Regions from separate parts of the Homo sapiens genome. Here region 2 is linked to region 1. Evidence: read pairs that join two places in POLR2A ChIA-PET (ENCODE). Cell type or tissue: PC-9. All regions are shown on one strand. Each heading gives the region's core, and the rest is flanking DNA. Links, peaks and the distances in the headings are about the cores only. Region 1 has its middle 48 kb from the start of MIR760. Region 2 overlaps ABCD3 (ATP binding cassette subfamily D member 3).

Region 1 (2,929 bases), core at 99-2,598:
GTCAATATTTGTTTGCCTTTACCTGGAACAGCTGTCAATATACCTGGACTGTTATGCCTCAAGGTTATACTGGAAGCCCAACTATTTTTCAAAATATTAAGGGCTGAGATGGCTGAGCTAAATTTTGAGGAAATTCCACTCTAGTTCAGTATGTGGATGATCTCTTGTTATGCTTTTCCATTCTTCATGATTGTAAAAAACACACCCTGTAATTGCTGGAACAATTAGCTGAAACAAGACATAAGTTATCTAAAGAAAAATTCCAATATTGCTTAACAGAAATAAAACATTTGGGAAATTTAATTTCTAAGGAGGAAATACATATAAATTCAGATAAAGTAACTGGAATTTTTGCATACCCAACTCCAAAGACTGAAAGACAGCTTAGGAGTGTTTTAGGCTTAGCTGGCTACTGACACAGTTAGTTACCCAATTTTTCTTTCATGGAACAGTCTTTACATGCATTGTTGAAAGATCAACCTGACCCCATACATTGGATATCCTAAGAACAAATAACTATTCAGTAAATAAAGGAAAATCTTACAAGGGCGCCTGCTTTGAGCCATCCAAATTATCAGCTACCATTTTTGTTCTTTGTTTATGGAAGCCATGGCATCATCCTGGGTGTTCCAGCCCCAAAACACGGGGGAAAATATAGACCTGTTGGCTCTGATAGTCAGCAATAGACTCTATAGCTCACGGGCTGCCCCCTTGTTGGAGGGCCATTTCAGGCATTATCATATTTCTCAAGGCTACTCAGGAAACTAATGGAGGCTCCCTTGACTATATATGTACTTCATTCTGCAGAAGCTTTTTTGAATTCACATCATACACAATATTTTTCTGTCAACTGATTGGCTTTATTACAATGTACTTTTACTCTCTGCTCCACACATTACCCTCTCTTGCTGTAATACTCTTAATCTCACAAGTTACTTCTTGAAGCAACTGAGGAGATTACCTCATGACTGTATGGAACAGCATACAGTCTGTATGCTGTATAGTTCTATTACTAATAGAACAGCTTTTGATGCCCAGTCAGAATTTGCAGGAGATACCACTACAAAATGCTGATGTTACCTGGTTCACAGATGGATCATATCTAAAGGATAAGTTTGAAAAATACCAAACAAGCTATGTCGTTGTGTCTCATGTAGACATCATAGAGAGCAATTTCTTGCCTAAAGTAAAGTCAGCACAGTTGGCTGGATTAATAGTACTCACCAGAGGTTGTCTAACTGGCCAAAAATCAAATAACTAATATTTATACTGACAGCCATTACACTTTTGGTGCAGCTCATGTCTTTGGAATGTTATGGAAACAGCGAGGTTATTTAACCTCCTCTGGACATCCTATTAAACATGGCTCTCAAGTTTCTGATCTTCTGGAAGCCATCCAGTTACCAAAAAAAATTGGCTATTGTTAAGAGTCTTGGACATTCCAAACATGACTCCCTGGAGTGAAGGAGATAATTTTGCTGATGCTGAGCAAAAAAAATAAAAATAAAAATTAGCTTAATGCTAATATCAAATGAAACTGTAGAGATGGCCATGTTTAAAGTGAAGGGGCTCAAGAAAAGGCTCCAAAGCGGAAAAAGCAAATATGACTAAGGGAGAATGCTTTTCCCCCAACTTGCAAAATATAATATAGACCCAGTGACAGGAAAGCACATCCCTATTTTGCCTTTGGGATATCAATTTCCTATATTACAGCATGTCCATGAACTCATTCACTGGGGACTTGAGAAAATATTTGCCTGGGGAAAACACTATTACTGGAAACCCTCACCCACAGTAGTTCATAAGGTTTGTGCTAAATGTCCAATTTGTCCTATATATAATCCAGGAAAGCCTCTTCTAGATCTCAAGGGCATTTACCTTTGCCCACCGGCCCTTTCAATATTTGACAAATGGATTTTATCCACTTACCTCCAGCTCAGGGTTATAAATATGTATTGGTTATGATTTATATGTTCTCTCATTGGGTTGAAGAATTTCCTTGAGACAGTAGGAAAATGTTTGTTGGAATGGATAATTTCCTTTTGAGGAATTCTTTCCAAATTACATAGAAATAGGGAACTCATTTCACTGAACAGATAATTCACTTAATTTGTATAATCTGGCCTATTTTCCAATATTTTTATTGTACATACCATGCCCAGTCTTCTGATTGGTAGAATGAATATATCAAAAATAAAACCCAGCTAGAAAATTATCGAAAGCTTTTCCTATTACTTGGCCCCAGGCTCTTCCACTGGTTTTGCTTAACCTAAGAGCAGCTCCTTCTGGAATAATATGTCAATTATCCCATGAGATAATTACAGGTTGACCTATGAAAGTAAATGGCAGTTTATATGAACCAACTTTACTGAAAGGAGATATACTCCATTATTAACAAAGCTTAACTAAACTTCTTTTCCAAACAAACTAAATTGTAAAAAGAGCCTTAAATGCAATAGAGGCAGGACTTGGGACATTAAGACAAGTTGAGAATGTATTTAATGAAGAAAGACATTTACAAGAAAAGTTGATACTTACCAACCTAAGTAGAATAAAAAGCATACTCTTTCAGAAGGAAAGTGAGGGTTGAGAAGCTGCATGGAAAGATAATGATGCTATTGCTAAATGGGTGAATCAAACTGCCTGGCTAACGAGGGACTATGCCAAAGCCCAACAATCAGAAAAAGCATGGGTTCAAATTCAACAAGGTTATTGACCATGCTAATCCAAATGGAAGCAGAAGTGGCCTCTAAAACGTGGCCAGTCGTTTTGGATGCAGAAGCACAAGGTATACATTTATGGAAAACATATGGGCCCTCTTCTTCCTGGAAAATTGCTACCAGGGTACACAGCCTGTACTCTTAGGGCTTCAGCAACCCACATATACAGTAACCAGAAATATAATGCAGTATAGCTAGTGGAAATTGGG
Region 2 (2,929 bases), core at 327-2,826, 630 kb before region 1:
CCAGCCTGGGTGACAGAGCAGGACTCCATCTCAAAAAAAAAAAAATCAAACACATCAAGGTGAGGAGGGGGAAAGAAGGGAAAACCATTGTGAAAGCTAAATACAAGTGAAAAATATTTGAGAGTCATAAAAATGAATGTAACTTCATGCTATTTTAATGAAAGCTTAACATCTTAGGATCTTTAATGAAAGCTTAGGACAAGGTAGGTCACAGTTCTCTGCTAGTGTGCCAGTGAGAAGACACTTTGAATGCCGAATTCCATTTAGCAATGCCTCTTTAAAAGGTGGAGAAATAAAGACTGTCATATTCAGGAAGCAGCAACTGAAAAAATACAGAAACCTAAAACCATGTCACATAAAACTAACTTAAGATACTTTCCAACTCTGAAAGTAAATGATTCTATCAATTGAAAAAGGCTTCCTTTGGGAGATTTTCATGGGTGTATCTGAGGAAATTAGGAAGGCTCGGGAGTTTTTAAGAAGCTAACAAAGGTATGTTTTGTTGTCCTTTTAGTTTTCTTTTAGCAAGCATAGAAATGAGAGCTACCTTTTATTTACTGAGCACTGGGTTAAAACGTTTTCTCCATTAATCCTCACTTAACTGCTGAGTGAGTGAGTAAATACTACTATCCCTGTTCTACTGAGGTTCAAAGAGGTTAAGTAAATTGACCAAGGTCACAGATCTGACAAACGGCCAAAGGAAAAATTGAACCTACATCTGACTCTAAAGACTATTCTTTAACACTATGCCAAACTACCTCCATAATAAAGATCAAGTAGCTGCACAAAAAAATGTTCATTTTTGCAAATTATAAAATACGTGCAAATTAAAATAATCTTTCAAGACTATTTTGCATCCGTAAAGTAGAAAAAAATTTAAATATCCCCTAATGATGAGTAGGTAATTAAGTCAGCATTCATTCATAGTACTGCAAATTGGCACAACTCATGAAAAGTAATACATCAACCTGTGTAGTTTAAGAATGCCCACAGTTTCCACAAACACTAAGGAAATTCATAAGCCTCCATTCATTAATCCTACTTCTGGCAATTTATTCCAAGGAAGTTATTCAGCAGAGATGAAAATGTTCACTTGCAAAAATACACCAGTATAATCCATAAAAATTCCAGAGACAGTCTAGATCCTCAATAGCTAACAGGAAAATAAACTAAGATATTGTCACACAGAGGAATATTTACGTATTTCTTTAAAAGTATAGTTATGAAGGTCATGTACAGGGAAATATAGGAAAGAGGTATGCTTTAAATGAAAATAACAAAACATGTACGTTATAACTGTAAAAATGCACATAAATACAGAATAAAAGGAAACAAAAATAAAACAATATTTGTATTATGGTTATAACATTATGGATGATTTTTAATTTTCTTAAATTGTCTTTAATGTTTACACTCTATTAAACTGTCAAAAGCAGGTGATGATAGCATTTTTTTAAGTTTCTGAGACTTGCTTTACCTGTACATATAGGGGGTATAAGTGGTCCAGCTCCTAAAGAGCTCATAAATATACTAAAGACAACATTTACATTTGTAGCAAAAAGAATGTGTTATTTAAAACAATAGTAACCACAGCCCCCAAAAAATGAGAATCTCATTTGTTGTTGTAGAGTCAAACAAATATGAGTGTCTACTATATATTCCAGCCACAGTTCTAGCCACTGGGGCTATAACTGTGAATAAAATAGACAAAAATTCTTGCCTTTGTGGAACTTAAATGCTAGCAGTATGTATATACTGCAAACATATACAACAGACAAGATAAATATGTAAAATATATAGCATATTTTATAGTGATAAGTGCTAAGGAGAAAAGTAAAGTCTGGAAGGTAGACAGGATGCTATTTTGAGTGGCAGGGGCCAGGCACAGTGGCTCTTGCCTGTAATCCCAGCACTTTGGGAGTCTGAGGTGGGAGAATCGCTTGAGCCTAGGAGTTCGAGACCAGCCTGGGCAACATAACGTGACCTTGTCTCTACAAAAAATATTAGCCAGGTGTGGTGACGTGTGGCTGTAGTCCTAGCTACTTGGGAGGCTGAGGTAGGAGGACTGTTTGAGCCTGGGTGGCAAAGGTTGCAATGATCCAAGATGGTGCCATTACACTCCAGCATGGGTGAGAGAGTGAGACCCCGTCTCAAAATAAATAAATAAATAAAAATAAATCGAATGGCAATAGAAGGTCTCACTAAAAGGATGTCTGAAAAAAGACTGAAAGAGTGGGGAGAGTAAGCAATGTGAGTATCTGAGGAAAGAGCACTTCAGGCAGGGGAAACAGCAAGAGCAAAAGCCTTGAAATAGAATGCCTACCCAAGGATGTGAATGTGCCAGTAACTGGGACATATAATTAATTAAACAACCTGTACTCAGTTCCCCCTAGCAGACCACAGACAGCTACACAGTTCTCAGAACACTGCTCTGGGCCTGATCTGCCTCAGTTGGGTTCAGTACACAGCTACTTTGGCTGGCAAATTCTTCAATGCTTTTTTTTCCATCCAAGGTTGCTTAAGCATCTCTTTTTTATTTTGAGGATCCAAACGGGGCCATATAACATCTACTCATGGGTAACTGTAAGGGTCTCAAGCCGCTCTAGCCCCTCACATGATTCATGCTTGCACTTTGCAAAACACCCAGTGCGCCTGTGAAACTGAGAAAAGTGAAGCCAGCCCCTTCTAGAGCTTGATTTGAATGGGGCAGATTTAAGGAAGGAAAGCTGAATTTTGAAGTTTGCAGGAAAGTTGTAGAGGGGTTAGCAGTAACGTAGTGCAGGGAGTAAGAAGCTGGAGATATAAGGACACCCAATGGGTAAAGAAAGGCCCAGCAGCAGGCAACAGGGCTGAGACTCAGGACAAAAAAAAAAGTCAAGAAATTTCCAGCAGTGGGAATGTCCAAAAAACTTCTAAATAAAAGCATTTT

The links. ChIA-PET counts read pairs that join two places held together with the same protein. Peaks named below come from ENCODE experiments on the same cell type or tissue, not always from the same donor. Only the 100,000 strongest peaks of a DNase experiment are listed, where the experiment ranks them.
Region 2: POLR2A ChIA-PET joins it to region 1 with 7 read pairs; 1 of 35 experiments calls an interaction of 5 or more read pairs at or near these places.

Annotation. Positions count from the first base shown.
Region 1 is chr1:93,796,928-93,799,856 of GRCh38, reverse strand. It overlaps a transcript of BCAR3 not described here. Among named protein-coding and RNA genes, the nearest start is that of MIR760, 48 kb to the left of the region's middle. In PC-9, for the core only: no CTCF peak of the experiment used is centred there; a DNase peak (open chromatin) is centred at 1,326; H3K27ac peaks cover 1,234 bases.
Region 2 is chr1:94,423,664-94,426,592 of GRCh38, reverse strand. The region is part of intron 1 of ABCD3 (ATP binding cassette subfamily D member 3); the gene reads right to left. Among named protein-coding and RNA genes, the nearest start is that of ABCD3, 6.7 kb to the right of the region's middle. In PC-9, for the core only: no CTCF peak of the experiment used is centred there; no DNase peak of the experiment used is centred there; H3K4me3 peaks cover 543 bases; H3K27ac peaks cover 480 bases.